Linked DNA regions of Mus musculus: regions 2 and 3 are each linked to region 1. A link is a loop called in an ENCODE intact Hi-C map of the cell type or tissue named here. Cell type or tissue: gastrocnemius. All regions are shown on one strand. Each heading gives the region's core, and the rest is flanking DNA. Links, peaks and the distances in the headings are about the cores only. Region 1 holds the start of Pik3c2a (phosphatidylinositol-4-phosphate 3-kinase catalytic subunit type 2 alpha). Region 2 overlaps Nucb2 (nucleobindin 2). Region 3 holds the start of Nucb2 (nucleobindin 2).

Region 1 (8,410 bases), core at 297-8,296:
AGAAAGCACAATTAAATAGTATTTTAATATATTCTCAAAATCCAAAGATAAATATCTACAGCTAAGCCAACAAAAACTGCTTTCAAATCTATTTAAAAAGTGTTTTAAAATTCCATTTATTTTGTATCCAAATAGATAAAAAAGAAATGCAAGATCAGTTCTGCTAGTACCTGCCATCCTAACACTTGCTAGATAGAAGACAGGAAGAGCTAGACTTCAAGGTCCCCCTTAGCTACAATCTGAGGCCAGCACAGGCTTCATGAGACCCTACCTAGAAGAGCAAAAAGGTAATCAAGTAGTTCACAGTTGTATTTATATCCCTTTTAACTGTCAAAAAGTCTATGTGTATATCTTGTTCTTTTTTAATCTATCACATCAGAAAGAAAACATAGGCTAAGCATGGTGGCACTTGCCTTTAACTCCAGCAGTCAGGAGGTAGAAAGCAGATCTCTTGAGTTTGAGGCTTCTCAAGGTGGCAAATTCCAGACCAGGGCTACATAGTAAGATCCCAAGTGAATAATGTCCCAACAATTTCAAACAAAAATCCTAGTGCCAGGGATGGTGTAATATACCCCTTAATAGGTTTGTGGGATAAGAAAGTACCCAAAGCTCCCCTTCCTGCTCCCCCCTAATACAGGCTATTGATTGCTATTGCTCCTGGTTGCAGACCTAAGTAATAAGACACTATTGCTAAAGACAGAAAACACTTCTGGTTGCAAGCCATGCAAACATCAAGCTAGAACTCACACAATATGTACTCACTGATAAGTGGATATTAGCCCAGAAACTTAGGATACCCAAGATATAAGATACAATTTGCTAAACGCATGAAACTCAAGAAGAACGAAGACCAAAGTGTGGACACTTTGCCCCTTCTTAGAAATGGGAACAAAATACCCATGGAAGGAGTTACAGAGACAAAGTTTGGAGCTGAGACAAAAGGATGGACCATCTAGAGACTGCCATATCCAGGGATCCATCCCATAATCAGCCTCCAAACGCTGACACCGTTGCATACACTAGCAAGATTTTGCTGAAAGGACCCAGATATAGCTGTCTCTTGTGAGACTAGGCCGGGGCCTAGCAAACACAGAAGTGGATGCTCACAGTCAGCTACTGTATGGATCACAGGGCCCCCAATGGAGGAGCTAGAGAAAGTACCCAAGGAGCTAAAGGGATCTGCAACCCTATAGGTGGAACAACATTATGAACTAACCAGTACCCCGGAGCTCTTGACTCTAGCTGCATATGTATCAAAAGATGGCCTAGTCAGCCATCACTGGAAAGAGAGGCCCATTGGACTTGCAAACTTTATATGCTCCAGTACAGGGGAACGCCAGGGCCAAAAAGTGAGAATGGGTGGGTAGGGGAGTGGGGGGGAGGGTATGGGGGAACTTTTGGGATAGCATTGGAAATGTAAATGAGGAAAATACCTAATTAAAAAAAAAAAAGAAAGAAAGCTTCTGTTTACAGTGGATGTAAATTAATGAAGAGCTGTATGATTAGTTAATGTGTTGAAAACAACTGACTGCTGAGGGCTCAGACTTAAACAAGACATCAGTACCATCAGGTTCAGGTAATACGAGGAAGAGAGGCTGAAAGAATTTAAGAGCCAGAATATGGGAGGGAATACTGTAAAACAGTCTTCAGGGTGTGACACGGCTGCTGTATCCATTACTCACAGAAACATGGCACAAGACCTGCATAAGACTGGGCCCATTAACATTCTATCATGGATTTGGAAGGGACTCATAAACTTGCCCCACTCTCAAGGAGCTATAAGAATGGTTGCCAGGGGTGGGAAGTCATATTCCTCAATGGTGTAACCCCTAGCTAGCCGCCTTTACTTAAGTAAATAACCACCCATCCACACTCATGCAGACAACCTTAATTAAAATTTTCACAAAAGGGAAAAAGGAAGACATGAAAGTTGTTGGGAGGAAGAGGTTCACTGGGAAGGGAAGAAATAACAGAGGATTAACAGGGGTGGGGATGGAAATATCATAGTATATATACATATATATTTATATTATATAACATTATATAATATATAATAAATATATAATATATATGAAATTAAAATTTAAATAAAGAAACATTGCAAAAAAGATAAAAGGCATACACAAATGCACAAAATAAAGATATAAAAACTGTGACTTCATGGCCAGATGTGCTGGTGCAGGCCTTTAATCTCAGCACTTGGAGACAGAGACAGATCCAGGCCAGTCTAATATATGTAGTGAGTTCCAGGATAACCAGAGATATACAGAGGGACCCTGTCTCAAAATAACAACAACAAAAGCAAACAAACAAACAAAATTGTGGCTCCCACATAAGCAAGAAAAATCAAGAGGTTTCTTTTAGCTTCAACCATAGTCCTATGAACATTGTGGAATACACCTATTGAGAGCAGAATTTCCAAGTGTGACCATGATTCCTGCTAAAAGAATATTGTATATAAATACTATCGAATAAATATCAGAGCTTTTAGGCACTTTTCTCAATTACCTTACCACTTGCAAGAAAGCTTAGGATCTTATCACCTTTACCCATGTTGCCCTTGTTAATAGAAAGAACTCATTCTGTAAGCCTCATTTTGGGCATGATCTTTCTCATCAGACCTGCTCATTTCTTTAGCTCTCAACCCAGGAGATCACAGCCTTCTTTGGAACTATGAATCCACCACTGTCTTTATAACCAACTGGCTAACCTGTCTTCCTAGGTGGATTGAACAATTTCTACTTTGTTTTCTTTCTCTCTTTTCCTCCTCCCTCCAGTTTCTCAGGGTTGGTTTATAGCCCAACTCAGTTACAACTATCAAATGAAACCACCAAACTAAAGGGGATATGGCTCAGTGGTAGAGTCCTTGCTTAGGCCCTAGGTTTAATCCCTAGTACTGGGAGGGTAGGGTGTGTGTGTCCAGATTAAACAAATCATCAAATTCTGTAAATTTAGCACACTAAAATATCTTCAGTATTTGCCTGTCTTGGAAATATGATCAATTAGTAAAACAGATTAAGTTGTCTTATTAAATAAAGCAAGGTAAGTTACAACTTCATTCTGAAAGTACTGAGAATCAAACCTGTGGTTAGACAAGTTTCCTTAGCTATACCCCCAGCTCACAGAACTTTTGCTGTTTTGCTTTTTGTTTTTGGAGCTAGTCTTCTGTAGCTCAGGCTCATCTCTACAGGTATGTGGTTAAAGCATTTAAGAAAGTGCTTTGTACCTCTCCTGATCTGAAGGGTTGATGTGATGCTGTGAGGCAAACTCTGAGCTCTTAGAAACAGCCTGTCTTTAGGTAGAAATGCACTGAATGTGCCGAACTTATTACATTCCAAACAATATGCCAGATTTACTCTTGGGCACAGAAATGTACATAGCAACATAAAACTGAATGGAAAATTTGGAGCTCTAAATAGATGCAACAAAGAATTATACACTTACACAGCTAATTACAGAAAGTTGTTTCTAAAATCCTGAAAGCAAACAAGTCAACCTTTATGCTCTATAAAAATGAAAAAAGATTGAGACCACTAAAGTATAATGTTTGCAAGTTAGACTGCAAGCAACATGCACACCAATCATAACCCAGCTTTGCTTCCTTTATTATTATTATCATTTTTAGAGACAGTGTCTCACTAGGTAGACTAGGCGGACCTTAAATGTGACTCTCCTACCAGAGCTCTGCAGTGCAGACAAGCATTGCAATTATAGGGTGCACCACCATGCCCAAGACAACGGAGGTTTTTACAAGACAAACTGCTTTCAATATGAATTCCGCCAGCACCCATGGGAATCTGTGGAGGTGCTGTATTTATTATGTATCTATGTTAAAAATCACTTTGAAACTAAGTTTGAGTTAACAAATATCTCTCTCTCAGTTACAATGCTTTTCAGTATTCAAAACACTGAATGCCAAACTTGCAGGCAGTTTCAAAAACTTGAAAATTTCAACCAAGGCACTTCAGCGTGGTCTGTAACCTTGAATAACCAACTCCAATTACAGCAGAGCTACTTAACAGTTTCTCGTGGAGAAAGAACCATCAGGGAGGCAAGAGTACAAAGTCTTCCCTGGAACCAGTGTTCCAGGACCTCTGCGCAGCCTCTCTTCCCGAACACTACTTCACCAACCCCCTAAGAATAGCCTTTTATTTTCTGTCCTTGGCTTGAGATGTACCACATTCAGTGATCTCCCCCCCCCCCCGCCCCCCGCCCCGAAGGCAGTATTCTTCCTGACACCTACCTGGAAAGATTTAGGGATACTTTTTAAGAAGTAATCTTGTTCAAACAGGGATGCTTCCTTCGTGTCACTGAATTCAAACACCCACTGGCTAAAATAAAAATATACTAATTAGGACTTCACCTTCTATCAGGACAACACGGTGAAAGAACTACCGTATACACTCCCCTCCTCTTCAATTATTCCTTGTTCCTCAGTCACGCAGGAAGAGTTAAATATTCTTACTTTAATGCCCTAGCAGAAAGATGATGCACTAAATATACACAAATATCATTGCGTTCCCAAAGCAAGCAGTTTCTGGATTTTTGTTTTAAGGTAACGAGGTGAAGGGTCTCAGAAGAAAAAGAACCACCCGAGGCTCTAAAAACCGAGCTGGGAGAGGAGAAGGAAGAGGCCATAGCAGAAGTTCAACAGCCACTCTCCAGAACAGTCGGGACAGGAGCCTGGGACCGCCACCGCGGCTCCCTCGCTGTCCCGGGGGACCGTGGGGTGGCTTCCCCTCCCCCGCCCCCCGAGGGACAGCAGCGTCCGGCGGCCCGCGACAAAGGGGCCTGGCGCGGGGCGCTGGCGACCGTCGGGTGGGGGACGGGGCCCCGAGGAAGGAGTCAGAGAGGATGGAGTGACCAAGGGGCACGGCGGCCGGGTCCCTCCCCTCTGAGTCCCTCGGCGGCTGCGCAGAGCCAGGTCCCGCTCCGCACGCACCGGCAGCCCCTCACCTCACGCTGCGGGAGTCTTGGTCTTCACCGCAACCCGAGCCTTCGCGCCCTCCAAGGTCCGAGCCATGTTTTTCTCCCGCCTCAGCTGGCTCAGCCGGCCGCTGAGGAGAGCTTCGACTGACTCCGCGGCCAGCCGAGCTCTGCACGTCACTTCCGATGGTGCAAGCACCGCCCCCGTACTTGAGCGCCTTGCGATTGGCCGACGCGGATGGCCTACCTGAGATGGCGGGCGGGGCGCAGGCGGAGCCTGAAAGGCAGCAGCGGGGAGGTTGCGGGATGGAGTGTGGTTGCCCCGGGGAATGGGTGTCTTAGGCGCGGCCGGCCGGGGGCCTCTCGGGGAGGCTACCCCGGGACTCCTCCTGGCCGGCCTCGAGCTCCGAAGCGCCCTTTGTTCCCGGGCCCTGTCCCAGCACCGCGCGCCTCTGATCTCTGGCTTGCGGTTGCCTGGTTTGAGGTTTTGGCCCCAGGCCGCCCAGAGATTAGCTTGGTTTGGAAGACAGAAAAGAACAGTCAAGACGAAATCTTTCATTCCCTCCAGCGGTCGGCGAGCTCTCGCGGACGTTCAGGTGCTTCGAAGTTTGCATTAGCTCGTCGTGTGGGCCCTGGAAAGGGCTGGATGCGTGCGTGCGGCGTTCTCGCCTTGGTGTTTGCTGACAGCCCCGCCGCGGCCAGGTGGGCAAGGTTAGCCCGGTAATAACAGCGCTCGGCCAGACATCACACCCAGGCCCCATAGTAATCATACCTTTCTCGTGAGCGCGGACTGCAATTGGGCTTGTAAAGAGTTTAGCGCTCTGTTGTCTGATTCAAAACTGTGAAGCAGATGGGAGAATTATTCCCGTTTTACAGATTGCAAAAGACGACTGTCGGTAACTGTCGGAGGAGAGGAATGGCAACGTAAACTGGCAGAGTCTGCTTGGGTTTTGGGATTTCGAAGTGTATTCCCAGCATTTCCCCCTTTCCTTTAGTAAGGGAGGAGAGACCTCTGATCCTTTTGGTTTAAATAAACACGCTTGCACTTCTAGAGGCTGGATGAAGTTCTGCTTTAAGGGGAAGCGGGAGAAGGGGGCAGGGAAGGAGGGCAGGGAAGGGAATATGAGAATGTGGCATCTTCCTGTAGTCCAAGCTGAAGCTAAGACAGGAGATTACTCTAAAGCTCAGCAGTTCAGGACCTGTCTCCAAAAACAAACAAACAAACCTAGCTCAGTGGTAGTGCACCTAAGTAGGTTTAGTCTCCAGCACTAGCTGAAAGCAAAAGGAAAGGCTATTCTAGGGAGAAGTCTAGGAGCAACTTCTGGCTGTACCACCCTCCCTCCCAGCCCCTAGCTGTCTACTAGCCCCACCTCCACGCAAGCTTACACACCCCAGAAGAATGTCCCTTAGGAATCTGCTCAGCTCTACAGCATTGTTCTGCTTTATCTTCTCATCAAAGGAGGAATTTATACACTTGGCAGCTCTTCCTCAAGATTTAAAAGGGTGAGGAAAAGGAATTCTCTCAGGACTGGCTTCCTACCTTCTGCTGGAAAACAGAGTGTGCCTTTAGGAAAGAAAAGAAAACACTGAGTCTTATGGGAAGATAACTTGGTGTTCTCTCTCTCTCTCTCTCTCTCTCTCTCTCTCTCTCTCTCTCTCTCTCTCTCTCATCTCTCTGATCGAGAAAGGGAACTATCTTCTTTTGGTCCCTGGTAGCTTATGCCCTCCCTGGTTTGACTCAAACAAATCCTTGTTGAAATTCTGGCTTTCTCATTTATTGTGGCTTTTGTATGGCCCCACAGGTAGGAAGTGCAGTAGACTGAGAAGCTGAAGACTTAGGTAGCTTCCAATTGCAAATTGTTAGGTGTCAAGAAGCTGGGCTAGGAGCCCCCTCTCAGCCCCTCCTCTGCCTGGCAGTGGTGCCTGCCGATGGTTGTTAAACAATGTGAACAGACTTGTAAAGAAAGTGCAAACCATGCTTGCTGTCCTTTGAGACCGATTAGACACTAGCTAACAGCTACTTTCTCCTACTGGCTTCAATTTTAAGACTTGATAGTAAAAAGGAAAAAAAAAAAAAAGAATTAAGGGGTTGCATTACATTTAAACTGCTCCAACCATAACTTCCCACAGAGAACTTCATGGCATAGCCAATACCCCCAAACTTCTTCCAGTACCAAGTACGAAATAGGGACCCTTTCTCTTTTACCATATATAAAAAGAATGGCTGACATTTATGGAGCATTTCCTGAAACCAGACCCTGTTCTTTGAATTGCATTACTGAATCCCACCCACAACCTGAATGAAAAGGGGCCATTATGTCCTTGATTTATACTTGAGCACTTTGAGGACCAGAGAGAAAAGCAATTTTCCAAAGGCCACCCAGCTATTAAATAAAAGTCCAGGGTGATGCACGCCTTTAATCCCAGCACTCGGGAGGCAGAGGCAGGCAGATTTCTGAGTTCGAGGCCAGCCTGGTCTACAAAGTGAGTTCCAGGACAGCCAGAGCTACACAGAGAAACCCTGTCTCGAAAAACCAAAAAAAAAAAAAAAGAGTCCAAACCCAGATCTTACTACTTAGCCCAACCTTTTTAACCCTCTCACTGCCCTTAAATTTTAACAGGAGAGCTTTAAAAGGCCATCAATAACTAGGCATGGTTGTGCACCCCTGGAAGTCCAGCACTCAGCAAAGGCAAGTAGATCACCAAGTTGACCAAATAAATCCTTTGCATGTATATGGAGTCTCTGAGTAGCACAGTGACCCACACCTATAATCCCAGTACTTGGGAAGTAGAGGACAGAGTTGAATAACTAGGCCACACAGTGAGACTCTTATGTCCAAAAATAGATGTACCCCAGTGGCCTATCACTTGCCTCCGATGTATAAGACTCCGGGTTCCAATCCTGACTCTAGACTCCTTAGAAATCATCAACTATGGCAAATAACATTGACACGGATAAGTGACACTCAGAATAGTGAATTTGTAAACCATAAAAGTTTGTGAAAGGAATCAATGCTTGCCTTAATCCAAAAAGGGGACTGGGTGTTGAGGGAGCATATGCTGAGCCCTGACCTTCTGTAGAGTGTGTTGACCACAGCTCTATGCCGAGGATATGCTGGGCAACAAGGCTATCTCTGTCCTCTGAGCTTGGAGTACATGGGAGACAAGCACTAAATACCCAATGAAATGATCATTTATTCTCAATTGAGATAAGCAGTGAAGGAAAATTACAGTGTTCTTTGATTTAGAGTGAAAAGCAGGAAGGCCTTCTCTAGGAAGTGTCATTGAGCTGAGTAGAAATTAAGGAGGTTGGACATGCTGGCACACATCTGTAGTCCTAGCCCTTAGAAGACAGAGGCAGGAGAATTAGAAGTGCCATGCCAGCCTTGGCTACTTGTCAAGGCCAGCCTGGGTTACATGATACATGAGCTCATAGTTTTGGTGGCGAGTGTAGCTTTAACAGCTGGCTGGGTCCTTTCTCCAG
Region 2 (8,410 bases), core at 43-8,042, 71 kb after region 1:
ACTCATTATGTAAACCAGGCTGGCCTTGAACTCACCAGAGATCCTCCTGCCTCTGCCTCTAGTGCTAGAATTCAAGGCATGGGCCACCAAATCCTGCTAATTTGATACTTTTCTTTTATACTATTTTCATACTATGTATTTAATAGCACACATTCTTGTGTGTTTTTCCCACTAAATAAGAATGCATTTATAATTCATTGTTATATTTAATCTCTCTTTCTCCATTTAGAACACACCAGTCAGTTTTTCAAGGGAAAATCCTGGGCCAGGAGCCAAGTCCTGATCTCTACAAACTTAATATTGTGTAGATTATTTTACCACCTGAGATCTCAGTGGCCTCATCTGTGCAAGAAAGAGAAAATTAAATAATAAAAAAGATAAAACCTTGGCCTGTCTGAAGGTAAGTGTTCAGTGAAAAATCGTCTTCTGTAACAAACAGAAACCAACTATGGCAGCCAGCAGCAAATAAACACTGGGAAGAGACCAGGGGGAAAGGAAGGAAAGATAGAGTCTCACTATGTAGCCCAGGCTGGTCTAGAACTCACTATGTGGCCCCGGCTGGCCTTGAGCTGACAGCAATCCTTCTGCCTCAGCCACCTGTGTGATGGGATGGAGGCATTCATTACCATACCCTGATTAAAGTAATTTTTCTTTTAAAAAATATTTTACCCATTTATTTATTAGTGTGTGTGTGTGTGTGTGCGCGCGCACGTGTGTTTGTGTGTGTTTGTGTGTGTGTCCTCAGAGGCCAAAGGAATCTGATGCCCTTGGAGCTGGAATTGCAAGTGATTGTGAATCGCTTAACACGGGTGTTGAGAATGGAACTTGGGTTAAGAACAGTGTGTGCTCTTAAGCACTGAGCCATCCCTTCAGTCCCTAAAATAATTCTGCCTTATAAATTTAAATTTTATTTTACTTTATGTGTATTGGTGTGTTTTGCCTGCATTCATGTCTGTGCACCGTGTGTATGTCTGGTGCCCTCAGAGTCCAGAAGAGGGTGTCAGATGCCCTGGAATAGTTACAGGCAGTTGTGAACAGCTTCATGGATGCTGGGCATTGAATTGGGGTTTTGTGAAAGAGCAGCCAGTGTTCTTAGGGCTGAATCATCTCTCCAGCCCCTAAAAGAGTTTTTGAAGTCATAGCTTATAATAGGCAACAGGACTTCATAAAGTTGACTGCAGCCTCACCTTCTAGTTCTTGATCTGTTGCCCCTAAGGTTCCTCTGGTCTTCAATGGCAATGATGGCTTCTAGACCTCTACTGTTACAGTGGAGTTCCAGGCAGCCAGGCAAAGACAAAGAAGAATGCATTCTGTCTCTCTGGAGACTCCCTGAACCAAGACTTCAAGGAAACATAGCTGAATGGATGGGCTTTATGCTACTGAGAAGGAAGGAATGGTTTGGATATCAATGGAGAAGCAGAACTCTCTGCCGCAGATAGAGCTTCCCTCCTCTCCTTTCTGAGCTTAAGGCCCTTGGCATTGTCTTACACAGCCTTGGTGATGGGAGCAGACCTTCTGGTCTGAATGCTGCCAGGAGAAAGAGGTAGTCTGTTTGCTGAATTGCATTTCTGCTATTTTCTCAGGTCGTTTCTTTCTCCTAATTTGTCTTTTTTTTGAGACGGGATCTTGCTGGTCTGGAACTCAAAATCTAGCCAGGCTGTTGAACTAGTCTGCCTCTGGAGTTGTGATTACAGGCATGTGCCCTCCTTTTCTTTTGTTCTATGATTCATTATAAAGGCACTTTCCTCTTGTTTGGAGATTTGTTCTGGTTGTTTAAAAACAACCACCCATGAATGTTCAGTGGATGTTTGTTGTTCAGAGGCAAGCTGACACGTATGAAACTGCGGGCCTGTCTGGAAGCAAGACACTAGAACGATAGAGACCTTTCCCCAAGATTGCCGCTTAACCTGCCATCAGAAGTGACTGTTGATGAGTGTGACCCCTCTTGGTGTAGTCTTTGTATTCAGGATAATCACACAGGACATATGTTTGCCTGGCTTGCTAGTTGAAAGGAATTGATTGTCTAAAGTCACTTAGCACTTACCTGGCATGAAAGTTTTTCTACTGCCCCTTGCATAACTTATTTAAGTATACCAGTTCAGGGGCCAGTGTTAGGAGTTGAAGCCAGGGCCTTACTCATGCTCTTCAAACCCTCTATATGGAGCTACCTATATACTCCTAGCCCTGGGGCATGACAGTATTTCTTTTCAGATTTTTCCCTGTAAATAATTTACAGACATACCATGCTTTATCACTTAAAATAGTTCGGACGACCAGCTCTGATAGGACACAGTTGTAATCCTAGAACTTCGGAGGCTGGTAGAGGCTGGAGGATCAGGAGTGGAGGCTGGCCTGGGATAGAAAGCTCAACTGGCATTATTTTAGTGTAAAAAAAAAAGTGAATTGAAATGAACAACCTTGAGAAAATGAAACAGCAATCCAGGGAATGGAATTTTAATCGAGAAAGAATGTAAAGATTCAATCAGTTGTTCAGTGTTTATAGGATGGAGATAAAGAGAGATTAAGGTTTTATTTCTATGAAGTGTGTTTGCATTTTCACAAGCTCTTCTGCTCTTCCTCTTAAATACGTGGGCATGGCCAGGCATGGTGCTACACAGATTCCTATTGGTCTTAGACTCACTGTGGAACCGAAGATGACTTTGAATTTCTGATCCTTCATCTTCTACCTTTTTAGTGCTGGCATTACAGGCAGGAACCACCATGCCTAGTTTTCTTCAGTCCTGAATGGCTAGCAGGCTAAGCAGACTCTTTTCCAACTACACTACCTTCTGAGCATCTTACAGGGTTTTCAAATGCATTTGACATTTGAGTCATCCAATTAAATATGTCTGTTCCTGAATACCTCTTGAATAGTCCTTATCTTTTGTTTTGCTTTTGTGGTTTAATACAGTCTTACTTTGTAGCCCAGGCTAGCCTCAAACTTGCTGCCATCCTCATGTTTTAGCCTCCCATGTGCTGGGCTCAGCTCAGTTAAAAACATTTTTTTTTTTCAGGGTTGGAGAGAAGGCTCCACAGTTAAGAGCACTGGCCACTCTTCCTGGGACCTGGATTCCAGTCCCACCACCCACATGTCAGCCTTAAAATAAAAAAGAAGAGCAAATGGGGGTGGGGATTAATTAACAGGGGAAAATTAAAAAGGAAAAATAAAGGAAACAGATTCACAAAGGCAGGGGTGGGGCTAGGAAGATGACTCAATGACTAAGAAGGCTTGGTATGCAAGCAAGAGGATCTGAGTTCAAATCCCCAGAACTCAGGTAAAAAGTGAGACATGATCCCTTATGTACCTGTAGTCCCAGCTCCTCTGCCTTGCATGTGAACATACCACCATATGGTATTATTTATCTATCTATCCATCCATCTATCCATCCTTCCATCCATCAATCTGATCTATGTACCTACCAACCTACTTACCTATCTATCTCTCATACACACATTTACACAGTTTATACTCTTAATTGGATAACCTCTTCACTACTTGAGTGATTTCACAGCTAAGAAATCTGTCTCTGTGTGAGTCACAGCTTTGAGTTGTTTTTCTGGACTTGGGAGGCTTGTTTTGGATTTACTGGATACATAGGAGAAGGCTCTGATTCCTTCTGCATCTGTACTTTTCATGTTGTCATATCATAGGGCTAGGGATGTAGCTTATTTGTCAAGTGCTTGCTTGGCATGCACCAAGCCCTGGGTTCAATTGCTGGCACCTTATAAACTGGGTGTGGAGGTGCACACCTGTAATCCTAACACCCAGGAGATGGAGACAGAAAGATCAGGAGTCTAACTTCATCCTTGGCTATATAGTAAGTTCAGGGCAATCTGGGTTATATGTCTCAACATGTAACAACAACCACCACCACCACCACAACAAAATTCACATCATACTACACCATACTAGACTTGGGGGCCTCCTGCCTGTAATCTCAGCACTGGGAAGGCTGAGAGGCAGGAATGCTGTGAATTTGAGGCCAACCTGGGCTATCCAGTGAGTTGAATGGGTTTCATGTTATCCTGTTGTTAGAGTCAACTCTCAGCTTGTAGTGTTTAGCTTTGTCTGCTGTTCAGCAGTTGGTGCACTGTCTCCTTTCAAGCTCTGTGTCGTCCTTAGGGAAGAAGAGGGTGATAAAGGAAACCTGGTCAGGGAAGGAAACTAGCTCACACCCCTTCTTCCTGTCGGCTGTCCTTCCTCTGCAATCATGTGCAACATTCCCACATCTTCTAGTCGATGGAAGTCCGTAACTGGATCTGTCACTTTCAACATTTTTAAAGCGATTTTTTTTTCCTGTCATTACTCTTCTACCTAATGTACTCGAACACTTTCCATTTCCTCTGTTAGGGCGACAGTTGACATTTCTGAGTCTTTATTAAGGAACTAAGCCATGTTTAAGTTAATTGTTCTGGTTACATCTAGAATGAGCACTAAAAGATTAGAATCTAGTAGAGGGGGAAAATACGTTTAGAATGGTTTCCATTGATCAGAAAGAAGTGAACAAGATGACCGTCTCTGTAGCTCAGCAGGGAAAGGCGCTCATTGAGAAGCCTGATGATGTGAAGGGGGTGGAGGGCGAGCACTGACTTCTGCGGGTCACCTCGGAGCTCTGCAATAAGGAGAGGCAGTAGCTATTAAAAGGCAAGGCAAGCAGAACGTCCTGAAGAGGATGGTAGCGTTCACACGTAGGATTCCTGTGTTTCACTGGTAGGACACATGACCATTATGGCATATAGAAACAAAATGCTGCCATTGAAAACCGAGCCAGCCGCGGCATGATTTATCATGCACAGTCCATTTCGTTCCCGAAAGTGCTTCTACAGATTAATTTAGATACACAGGTTTTGCACAGCATTTATAAAAAGACTTATGGGGCTGGGGAGATGGCTCAGAGGTTAAGAGTGCTGGCTGCTCTTCCAGAGATTCTGAGTTCAATTCCCCAGCAACCACATGATGGCTTACAAACATCTGTAATAGGATCTGGTGCCCTCCGCTGGCAAGCAGATATACATGCAGGCAGAACACTACATAATAAATACATCTTTAGAAGAGATTTATTTGATTTTTAAATTTTATTTTATGAATGAGTGTTTAGCCTGTATTTCTGGGTATCACGTGCATGCAGTAACCCAAGGAGGACAGAGAGGGTGTCTGATCCCCTGGGGTGGAGGTACAGACAGACAGTTGTGATTTTCGGTGCTAAGAACTGAACTCTGGCCTTCTGGAAGAGCAATCAGGGCTTTTAACTGCTGCATAGTCTCTCCAGCCTATCTTTGTTTCCTGTCAGACTCCATTGCCTGGGAGTTTCTTCTAATCCTGTAACTTGAACTTCACAAGCGTTGGTATTGGGGCTCTCTTGGTGTTAGCATAAGCTGGCAGAGGGCTTTCAGATTTCCTTTAATTGTTTGTGAACCAGAAGCCCTGACAGCTGTCAGCTGTGGAGGAACAGCACCAACGTGTTCTTTCCCAGGTGTCCTGTTCCTTAGCTGCTCAGACACATCATATCAGAACGCCCCAGGAGCTAAGTGAACATGCCCGGCAGGTTGGACCAGGTTCTTCAAGCCGGATTTAGCAACTCTTCCTTTCGCCCACCCCCACAAGAGCTCCCTGGAACATCTTTGGGAAGCTGCCTTGTAGTTTTGAATGTAACGTGTCAGCAAACCTTGGCCAGCTATTTCTCCGAGAGTCCTTCCGTGGAGTGCTATGAAAACCCATTCATAGACTGGAGATGCAGTTTAGTTGCTAGAGTGCCTGCTTTGATGCAGGAAGCCCCTGGATTCAATCCTAGCGTGTGCAGTCACTAGATTTGGTGTTCTCGAAGAGAGTCTTGAACCGTGGACATGTTCCTAGTAGTTACTGAACTATCTTGCATGGGCTGATGAATGGACACTCCAGAAAACAAGTCTGTGGAAACCAAAGGAAGTGGGCCCGGGAAGTAGCTCAGTCTGCAGAGTGCTTGCCTAGCACACACAAAGCCAAGTTCAACGTCCAACTGCGCATGACGGTGTACACTTATAATTTCAGCACTCCAGCGGGTTGAGGCAGGAGAATCAGAAATTCAAAGCCATCCTTGGTTACCTAGGCCAGCTTATCTCTAAATGTCACTGTGAGTTTGATGCCAGCCTGGGTTACATAAGACCTTGTTTCAAAAGAGCACAAGCTCTTGTGCCTGTGTCTTTCCCCTTTAGGGTTAGTTAGTGTATTATTTGGAGGCATGCGAGAGAACATTAGGAGCAGTTTGTCAGCCTTTCCCATTGACTGAAATCAGCTTTGCCTCTCCACTTCACCCTGTGGTACTGAGGTCAAACCTTCCCCAGCACATGGCACATGCTGGATAAATACTCTGCCGCCGAGTTATGTCCTCTGTCCTTTTCTTATGTCGCACGCCGCTGGAAGTTATGAAACATCTGCTCAGCGTTAGGAAGACGTTATTGACAGTTTGACATTTGCGTATCTGCCTTGGAGATGACCACATCCACCCTGTCAGCCCAGTACTTGGGACCTGCAGTCGGTTTCTGCTGTCCTCAACAGTGCACCATGGCTGCTCGTAGGGAATGTGTGTGTGTGTGTGTGTGTGTGTCTCAGAACATAGAGTAACACAGCTTTGTGTAGTAGCTTCCTGTCTAAAGTCTGGTAAAGCAATTAGTGCCCATAAATGAAAAGGTCAGGCTGTTCCTCTGCCAGCACTGTTGCTCACCTCTGTCAGCTGCCTCATTTTCTCTGCTTACAGAAGAGCACTTGAATGCCACACTACAGCCCTCCTCTCCAACCCCCACTTCCCGGCCCAGCAGGTCTGGAGATTGAGTTAGGGCTCCATGCATGCTAGGCAAGCGCTCACCGTTGAGCTATGGCTGCAACCCTTTCTTGTTTGTAGCCCAGGGTGGCCTCAAGCTCTGTGTCAGCCTTCTGAGTCCTATGGTCACACTTGTGCAACTCTGGGTCTGACTTAGTTTAATCCTTTTGAAAATAGTGACCAGTAAGACATAATGATAATGCAAAAAGTTTGATGATATGACATTAAGAAAAACTGACATAACGTCAAAACTGCAATGACTTTTATGACATTCAGGTAGTATAGCCAGATTGCTGTTACCTCCTAGTCAATCAGTATTTTTCAGTTAATTGAAAGACAATCCCTGACTTTTAAGATATTAAGCTAAATAATCCTGTATCAAGTTGCTTAAGTATAGACTCAGTGATCTGAGTAAATTTAAACAGGAAATATTTGCATTAGAAGGCAGATGTGGCTGGGAAGATGGCTCAGTGGTTAGGAGCACTTGCTGCTCTTGCAGAAGACCCAGGTTTGGTTCCCAGAACCCACAAGGCAGCTCACAGCTCTCTGTAACTCCAGTTCCAGGGGATCCAACCCCCTCTTCTGAGCTCCCCAGGCAGTGCACACGTGTGGTGCATAGACACACACGAAGGCAAAACATGTGAGGAAAAAAAAATCTAAAAGAAATTGAAAAAGGAAAGAAGGTTGAAAGGGGACTTGTATAGTGGTAGGAGAAAACGGACTCCTAAAAGTCCTGTGATCTTCACACATTCAGTGTGACACATGTGAACACACATGCACACATACACATAGTAAATAAATAAACAAATAAAAACAAGAAGAAAGCAGAGGTTGTCAGATATACAAAACTGTGTACATGTATATACTTGTACATGCTTATATATTAACACACTAATAGGAGCACAACTAATTTCAAATAAGATTGGGCTCAGACACAAAGTCACTCAAATAGTAAAGTCTGGCAGAGGGCTAGAAAAATGTAAATTTGTGTAACCTTGTAAAAATTGACAGAATTATCAAAGAAATTACAAAGAAAGAAGATCATGTTTTTTCTCTGATAGAGATAGAATAAAAAATGAATGTGTTAAGAATATAGAATTTAGATTATGGAAAATTATAAATCATGGCTAGTATAGTGCCATTTATATTTTCTTCCTTCACATTAAAAACATTTAGCTCGACATTTTGCTGTGTTTCTTTTTTGTAAAATTGAAAGATGATTCTATATCATGTAATTTACACACACAGACACACAGACACACACACACACACACACAGACACACACACACACACCCTCACTATGCAGTCCAGTCACGTAGTCTAGGCCTCAGGCTCAGTCTTTCTGCTTCAGCCTCCAGAAGCTGGAATTACAGCATGGGTCACCACACGAGCTGTCGTCCATCTTCATGTAAAGTGTCCACTTGGCTGGTGTCTGGGGCACTCTAATGCTGCACCACGTCAGCTCTTTCTGATTTAACACATACTCCTCCCCACTAAACAAATCTTCCCCCTGGGGATCTTCTGCTTTTCTCTCCTGCTGCCAGCAGCTGTAAGCAGTAATAATCTCCTTCTCTAGGGATTTGCCTGTTGGGGGCATTTTACATGGATCAAA
Region 3 (8,410 bases), core at 219-8,218, 61 kb after region 1:
AAACAACCCCAAACCAAACCAAACCAACCAACCAAACAAACACCAGAATAGGCTGGGTATAGTGGTGCACACCTTTAATCCCAACACTGAAGAGGCAAAGGCAGATTGATCTCTAAATTCAAGGCCAGCCTGGTTTACAGAGTGAGTTCCAGCTGGGGATGTTACATAGAGGAAAAAAAAAAAAAAGCCAGAATAGGTGGGAGATGGTGGCACATGCCTGTAATCCTAGCAGTCAGGAGACAGAAGCAAGAGGCTTGCCACTAGTTCAAGGCTGGTTTGGACTACATGTGGAATTCCAGGGCATTGAGGGCTACAGAGATAGAAGCTGAAACAAAACATTAGAATAAATGCAATATATGTACACACACACACACACACACACACAGAGAGAGAGAGAGAGAGAGAGAGAGAGAAAGAGAGAGGGAGATAGAGAGAGAGGGAGAGAGAGAGGGAGAGAGAGAGAGAGAGATATGAAACAACGAACATAAAACAACCAACCACCCAGAAGCAGCTGAATGACACCCTCCACCCTCTCTCCTGAGGTACCAAGTACTCTATGGGGCAGGGCTCATAGCTGCTGGTTTGCCCAGATGTTTTTCTTTTCTTCTTGCCTGCCCTCCAGCAAACTCATTTTGATTTTCTTAGCTAAGCGGAGGTTTTCTTGGAAATTAAAGAATCAAATTGCCTAGTTCAAGATGAGTGATATCCCACGAAGGCAATAATCAGCTGGGGTTTCCTAGGTAACGGGCGGAGGGGCGTGTGAGGAGAGAAGATAAACTCTATTCAGTACCATCTCCAGCACCTAATATGCCCCAAGGTTACAGGTGCAGAAATACTTTTTAACATATCCCTGTAGCATGCTATGCCAGCCACCCTCTAATTTACTCTTCACTGTCTCTGCAGCAGAAACCACTGCTGCCTAAAGGCTTGCTCATAGTTAATAACGCTAAGTAAGGGCATATTCCAAAGCAGCACATTCAATGCAGTGGACTGCCAAGGCAGGAAACAACCTGGAACTGTTTTTTTTTCTCCAACATAATATTTTTATTGAGTATTATTTGGGAATTTCACATCATGCACCCTTCACATTGACTTCTGAGTCCTCCCAAGTCTGCCCCCACCTTTGCAACTCCCCCCCCCCCCAAAGAAGAAATAAACCCAAAACCAACCAACCAAACAAAAAAAACCTGCCAATTTGTGTTGACCATAGGTTCACTGGAGCATGGTCAGACTCCCAGTGGCCAGCCCCTTAAAGAAAACTGAGTCCTCTCTCACCTTTTAATCCATTGGATTCTTGCTCATTTAACCTCTCCATTCAGACGTTGACTTATTGGTTACCTAGTGAGCTGATTGGTTACTCTGCCAGAATACATACCAGGCATAGAGTCAGATAACAGATTCAAGACCAGGCCCAGATGCCTGGCATTTGAGGCAGTGTTGGGGAAGGATTCTGACCTGTGTAGTGTACTGGCTCTTCTTCCATCCTTCTCCCTACCTGGAAATTCTCCATCCTAGATAAAACCTAAGTCTCAGATTTTATTATTAAATAATATTTCTTTCTCCTCTTAGAACCGCATGAAATACTCATGTGAGTCTGCCTTGCATATGTTTATAGTCAGTCACATATTTTGTTTGTTTTTGTTTCATACGGCAGGCTCTTACATAGCCCAGGCTGGCCTCAGATTCCATCTACCATGTGCTAGTACTGAAGGCATGGGGACCACCATGCCTGTCAAGTCTAGCAATTCCCAGTGTTGGGGTGGCATATCAATTCAAATCTTACGTGGTTAACAACGACACTTATGATGTAGGGAATATCTCTCAAGTTGAAATTTAGTGTCCCTACACCATATTTCTTATCTTCCTCAAGTGTCATTATGTTCAACCTGTTCATTTTCTTTTTCTTTTTTTCTATTTATTTAGGTTTTTCGAGACAGGTTTCTCTGTATAGCCCTGACTGTCCTGGATCTCACTTTGTAGACCAGGCTGGCCTTGAACTCAGAAATCTGCCTGCCTCTGCCTCCTGAGTGCTGGGATTAAAGGTGTGCACCACCACGCCCGGCTCTGTTCATTTTCTTACATATGTCTCTACATATGATGGGGTTCATGATATGTCTCCTTCTTTCTCCCTTCCTTCTTTCTCTCCCTCCCTCCCTCCCTCCCTCCCTCCCTCCCTCCCTCCCTCCCTCCCTCCCTCCCCCCTTTTAGTACTGAAGGCTGGACCAGGGCCTTGAGTACAGAAGGGATGCTGTCTACCACTGACTACATTCCTCGCCCTTGATGCTATTTTTATCATTTTTTCCTGTAAGAACTGTTCTTCTTTGCTTTTATTTAGTGCTGTTTGGTGGGAGAATTGGAGTCAGAATCTCACACTGTTCCCTGGACTGACCTCAAACTTAAAGTTGATTCTTCTGCTTCAGTCTCCCAAGTGCTTGGATTAAGAGCCACTACTCCAGGCTTTTATCCTCATGGCCTTCTGAAGTGCTGTGCTCCGCTGTCTTCTAATCCAGGAAATTGCTGTTTACTTATTGTTCAGCCTGTTTTTCTTGTCTTCCCCATGCCCTTCACCCCAGAAAGGTGTCGTCACCTCAGTCACCATACTCCTGTTCGCTGTCTTCTTCCTTTAATTACATCATTGGATGAATTCCACCTTCTCGTTTGCCAGGTTTTACTGATCTGCATCAGATTTCTATGAATCATACAGACAGATCAGCACCAGGGTTTCTAAGGTTTGCCCTTAGAAAATCTATGCCCAGTTTTTGTGCCCCATTCACATGGTATTTGTCCTTGTGATAGGTTAATAGGTAATGGAAATGTTCAAGGCAGTTCCTGGCTTTAATAAGTTAATAGTCTAGTATCTTGTTTTTGTTTCATAAGGCAGGTTCTTACAGAGCTCAGGCTGGCCTGGAATTCCCGATTCTTTTGTTTCCATCTACCATATGCTAATCCTGAAGGCGTGGGGACCACCGTGCCTAGTGAGTCTAGCAATTCCCACAGTGCTGGGGTGGAATATCAACTCAAATATTACAGGATTACTAACGATTCTTAGGATGTAGGTAATATCTCTCAAGTTGAAATTTAGTGTGCCTATAACATAATCTTTTATCCTCTTCAAGTGTCATTACATTCAACTTGTTCATTTTTTTTTAAACATATGTCTCTGCTCTCAATCCCTCAGTGGAAGCAGAGCCACAAAACAAAAAATGGACAACATTCTAAAACACAAAAGGAGCTTAGCTTTGGGATATTATTCAAAGTAAGTGGACGAGAGGTGTGGATAAGAGTTAAAATCTAGAGGCTGAGGTTTTGGTTTAGTCACCATCCCAAGAATGGCCGAGTTAGTACAATGTGACTGACTCTTTTTTATAGACTGTAAGTGTGTGTGTGTGTGTGTGTGTGTGTGTGTGTGTGTGTGTGTGGCTGTTACTGACCCCATTTTATACACAAGGAAATGGAAGCATAGTGCTCTGATACCTTCTTTAGGATGGGTTAGAAAAGTTGAGTGTTGCAAGAGAGAAGTCTGATCTCTAATGGTGCACACAGCCATTAACCCACGTTGTGTCTTGCTAACAGTGGTTTCCATTGCAGTCTACCCTCCCCTGGATCTGTGGGTTCTTCGTTTGTAGATTCAACCAACTAGAGATAGAGAGAATGAGACAGAGAGCGAGCGAGCGAGAGTGCTAAGTGCCAGCATTCGTGTGTCTCTCTCTGCTTCCTGATACCTTGTGCCAGCTGCCTCAAGCTTCTTCTACTGCTGTACTGAAGCACACCCTTAAACTGTGAGCAAAACAAACAAGCAAAACCCCAAAACCAAACCAAACCAAACCAAACCAAACCAAACCAAACCAAACCAAACCAAACCCCTCTTCCTTCTTTAACTGCTTTTCTTAGTATTTTTCGTTGCAGCAAGGAGACCAGCCAGTCAGTACACAACCTAGGACCTTTTTCTTTGGGTTGAAAAACAAAACAAAACAAAACAAAACAAAACAAAACACCCTAAAAATCAGTCAGGTGCGAGTAACTGGCACTCACGCTTCAAAACCAGCTCCAAGGCTCTAAAGCTTTTCTACCCTCCAAGCACGTACAAAATGCCCCACGGTTAAAATGTTGTTAATGTTAAATGTGTTGAAGATGTCTTGACTCCACGGGGCAGAGAGAAGAAAAATCTGTATCTGAGAGGTAAATGCTATTAAGTCACAGGGACTCAGGGACCACGATAAGGAGGGTGGGGGTACGTTAAATACCAGTCTGAGTCCCTGCAGGAAAGAGGCTCTCCAAGACTCACAAGAGGGCTACCACTTTTTTCTCCACCACTGTGGGCGCTGCAGGCTCATGCCAGAGACCAAGAACCTGGCAAACCCTAAGATTTTGTGGGGGATCCCCGGGCATCACTTCACCCTACTAAGCCATGCACTAAGAGCTAGTCTAAGACAGCAAGGGAAGGAAGAGGCGCGGCTTCCTCACGCTTCGGAGAGCGCCACGTCCCTCTTGGCTAGTTCTTCCAGAAGCGCCTTCGCGTAGGCGCGTCCCTGGACCAGTTCACCAATAGGAGTCCTCCGCGATCCGGAGCTGGACCAATTAGCGGCTGTGGGGGGAGGAGGCAGTCACCATGGCAACCAGGAGGCGGGCACGCATTAGGCTGTGGATCAGAGCAAGGCGGAGGGCCGTGGGCAGGGAAAACTGGTGTGCTCGCGGCGGGCATCAGTCGGCTTAGCCTCGCGCGCCGGGACCCTGCAGAGAAGGTCAGTGGCGCGGAGCAGGGTGTAGATCCCAGCCTCGAGGAGGCTGGACGGGTCACAGAAGAGAGGGCGCAGGTCTGTTCTTGCCCTGCCCATGGTTGTGGGCATGGAGGGCCGAGTTCTGGGCGGGCAAGGTTGGGGAGGGTCTCCCAGCTGAAGCCGGAGGCGTCGGGTCCACTCCACCACTCTTCTAGCTACAGAGCGCTTGAGCTTTTCTTCCGGGTGGGTAGCACGAGCAGGCAGAGTAGGTGCTGGACCCAGACTGGGGCGGGGTACGTGGGCGAGGGGCTCGCCCACTGGTGAGGTCTCTGGACCTATCGATTCCCGGCTGATGCTCCGCGCCCCCCCGCCCCCCTCCAGTTGTGGAGCAAAGCTAGGCCCAGGAACACAGCTCTTCCCCGGGGTATGTGAAACCAGCATCTGCCACTAAGGAGAAAGTTCCTGCCAGCTGTAGTATCGTTTGCCCCAAAGTGACAAATTAGGTGAAAGAGGATACATTTTGATTTAGGGGGAAGAGAAAGATGTTACTTTCTTGTTGCACCTGCTGAATGTTACCTCCGTGGGCTGGTGTGGTTATTGTGGTTGATACAGACAGCAGTCTTACCAGACAGTTATTTTGCAAAATCAGAAAGGGGTGGAGGGGAAGAGAATGAAAATGAACAGGAACCCTTGTTCTGATAATTTATACCTTTTACACGGGTTAATGTACCTTTTACACAATTGAATGCCGAGTGCTATCATCTAAGTTTCTTATTTAAGAAACTGTGGATAAATAATATACATTTTATCCCCCTCCCCAATCATCCTGATTTTGACAAAAGGCAGGAAAGTGGTGACTCACACAATATCAGCTGTTAGGGGAGCCTGAGGCAGGAGGATACGGGGCTTAAATGAAAATATTTGTTATAGTGAGTTACAGTTAATTTTGGGATTTCCCTACAGGAAAGCTTAAAATGTTGAGATGATTGTCCCAAAGAATTGTCAAGAGGTGATAGTATTCTACCAGGCATTTGGACCAGGGAGCCTTTGGCTATTTAAATTGCTTCTTAAGGTCTTCCCTGGCTGGTTTTGTTAAGAAACTGGACTTGAGTAATGCTCAGATTATTTTATCTTAGAAATTGTATCAGGAGTTTTCCCTCACATAAGCTGTGTTATGGTTCTATAAAACTCAAATTCAACAAATAATGGTCCATGTTCCAACACATGTTCCTTGGTTAACACAATTAACAGGGTTGCACATTAAAATAATGGAAATTTAGGATTACAAATGAAATCTCAGATAGTATCACTCTAGTTATTAGGTGAGCACAGGACTCTCCATCATTAGGTTTGTCTGATGTGGGTCAAAAATTCATTTCCAAGAGCCATCTAGATGACTCGGTGGATAAAGGCGCCCGCAGCCAAGCCTGATCTCCCTCTGAGTTTGGTCCCAGTGACCCATAGGGTAGAAGGGGGCACCAGCTTCTGCAAGGTGTCCTTTAAAACATCCATAAATACATTGTAACAATTCCTCTCTGCCTCCTTGTGGGTTTACAGATGCTGTTCTTAGGCTATTTTCATTTACCCACTGCTCTGTGGTGGAGCCCCTGTCGCATTTACTCTCCTCTGTTCCCTAAGGTACTTACTGTTCATTTCATACTGTGTGTGTGTGTGTGTGTGTGTGTGTGTGTGTGTGTGTGTATAGGCTAGAGGCCCATTTCAGATGTCTTCAATTACTTCCCACCTTATGTTTTGAGACCTGGAACTCACCTATTTGGCAGAGTATCTGGCCAAGGATCTCTATGGATCCTCTGTCTCCACCTTTCAGTTTAAGCCTTCTGAGTGCTGGCATTACAGATGTTGACATGACTTTTGCCAGGTTCGTTTGTGTTCACTAAATACAAAGTGAAATGTAATCATAAGAAGGCAATTGGGACACTTTTCAAATCAGTAGTTATTGATTATGGGCGTTAGTTCTGGTGTCTTTGTTTTAGGATATGTTGTGTGTGTCACTGCAGACAGCAGTACAATAATGTATGTTAAACTTGTGGCCTACTTCCTAAGGACACTTTTAGTGACTGGTGTCTGCAAAATATTTCTTGAGTATTTGGGAGTTGGAAGGGTCAAGTGCTGGTTTTTAAAACACATTGAAGGGCTGGCAAGATGCCTCTGAGGGAAAAGGTGCTTGCTGCTAAGCCTGATGTCCCACGTTCAATCCCGTAACCCATGTCAAGGTGGAAAAAGAACCAACTCCCCCAAGTGTTCCTCTGACTTTTACTTAAGTGTCATGGAGCTCGTGTGCACATGCATAAAATAAATACATAAAAAGTAAAACACAAAACATGTGTTGAAAATAATTTATACCTATTTAATTTTTTTGAGGCAGAGTTTCATTGTCGCCCAGGCTGTCCTGAACTCACTATGTAGCCAAGTTTGACCTCAAACTTAAGGCAATTCTCCTAATTCTCCTGAATTCAAGGATTATAGGCAGTAGACACCACATCCCATTTTAATCCAGTTTTATAGTTAGGAAAATCAAGACTCAGAAAATCAAGTTTCAGACTAAGAATGGAGCTCTATCTTAGCATACATTCAATTCCCAGCACGGGGCGGGGGGCGGGGGGGAGGAAGAGAAGTGCAAGTAACTCTCAAGTGAAGGAAAGAGGCTCAAGGTTCAATGTGCCGTTTCTTTCTTTGTTTTTACCATGTTGTATTGAAGTCATGTACAAAATGTAACCTGCAAATTCTCCTCCCCTCCCCTCTCCCCTCTCCTCCCCTCCCTCCTCCCCCCCTCAGAGATTTTATTTGTTGTATATATCTGAGTACACTGGTGCATCAGACACACCAGAAGAGAGCATCAGACCCCATTATAGATGGCTGTGAGCCACTATGTAGTTACTAGGAATTGAACTCAGGACCTCTGGAAGAACAGTCAGTGCTCTTAACCACTGAGCCATCTCTCCAACCCCCCCCCCCCCGACAGTCTTATATTAAATACACTGCCCAAAGACACCCGTTACTAAAATTTGAAGAGGTTTGATTTGCTTATTTTCTTTGCAGACTGCATAGAAATACTTTCAGCATTGAATTTAATCATGTACATCCTGTCTTATGTAAGGGGGTTTCAGAGAAGGCGTTGAAATGAACTGAGTTTTATATCTGTGGCAAGGAGAGATGGCTCAGTGCTTAAGAGCACTTGCTGCTCTTGCAGAGGATCAGGGTTCAGTTCCTAGAACCCATATCAGGTTGGTCACAACTGCCTATAACTTCCATTTCAGTGGCTCTGACACCCTTCTCTGGCTTCCGTAGGTACCTACATGCATTTGGTGCACATACAAATAAGTAGGCACATACACATATAATTAATAATAATAATAATAATAATAATAATAATAAATAGCAGTATATCTGTGACAAACAGGTCAAGTTAGTTAAAGATAATTATAATATTTATTTTTGTATGTGTGTACCATGGCATTCATGTGGAAGGTCAGAGGACAACTTTCAAAAGTTAGTTCATTTCTACCATGTGGTTTCTGGGTCTCAGGTTTGCCAAGCTTGGTGGCTAGCGCCTTTACCCATTAATCCACCCTATCATCTCCAAGTTAACTGTTTTCAAGTAGTGGTAAGTAATTATAAAGAAATATTTAAGTTAAGAATTTGTTAATTGTTTAGTTTTCTTTCTTCCTTCC

What was found. Peaks named below come from ENCODE experiments on the same cell type or tissue, not always from the same donor. Only the 100,000 strongest peaks of a DNase experiment are listed, where the experiment ranks them.
Region 2: a loop joins it to region 1, with 2.8 times the contacts of the local background. A loop is called at or near these places in 22 of 42 quality-filtered maps.
Region 3: a loop joins it to region 1, with 2.2 times the contacts of the local background. A loop is called at or near these places in 23 of 42 quality-filtered maps.

Annotation. Positions count from the first base shown.
Region 1 is chr7:116,438,348-116,446,757 of GRCm38, forward strand. Pik3c2a (phosphatidylinositol-4-phosphate 3-kinase catalytic subunit type 2 alpha) reads right to left here and starts at 5,111. Exons shown (of 33, transcript NM_011083.2): 1 at 4,957-5,111. In gastrocnemius, for the core only: no CTCF peak of the experiment used is centred there; a DNase peak (open chromatin) is centred at 5,129; H3K4me3 peaks cover 3,431 bases; H3K27ac peaks cover 3,806 bases.
Region 2 is chr7:116,509,226-116,517,635 of GRCm38, forward strand. Nucb2 (nucleobindin 2) reads left to right here. Exons shown (of 14, transcript NM_001130479.2): 2 at 230-400. Among named protein-coding and RNA genes, the nearest start is that of Nucb2, 9.1 kb to the left of the region's middle. In gastrocnemius, for the core only: a CTCF peak has its summit at 5,004 (motif pointing left); no DNase peak of the experiment used is centred there; H3K27ac peaks cover 1,793 bases.
Region 3 is chr7:116,499,743-116,508,152 of GRCm38, forward strand. It overlaps Nucb2 (nucleobindin 2), which reads left to right and starts at 4,627. Exons shown (of 14, transcript NM_001130479.2): 1 at 4,627-4,742. In gastrocnemius, for the core only: a CTCF peak has its summit at 4,313; a DNase peak (open chromatin) is centred at 4,574; H3K4me3 peaks cover 1,850 bases; H3K27ac peaks cover 1,296 bases.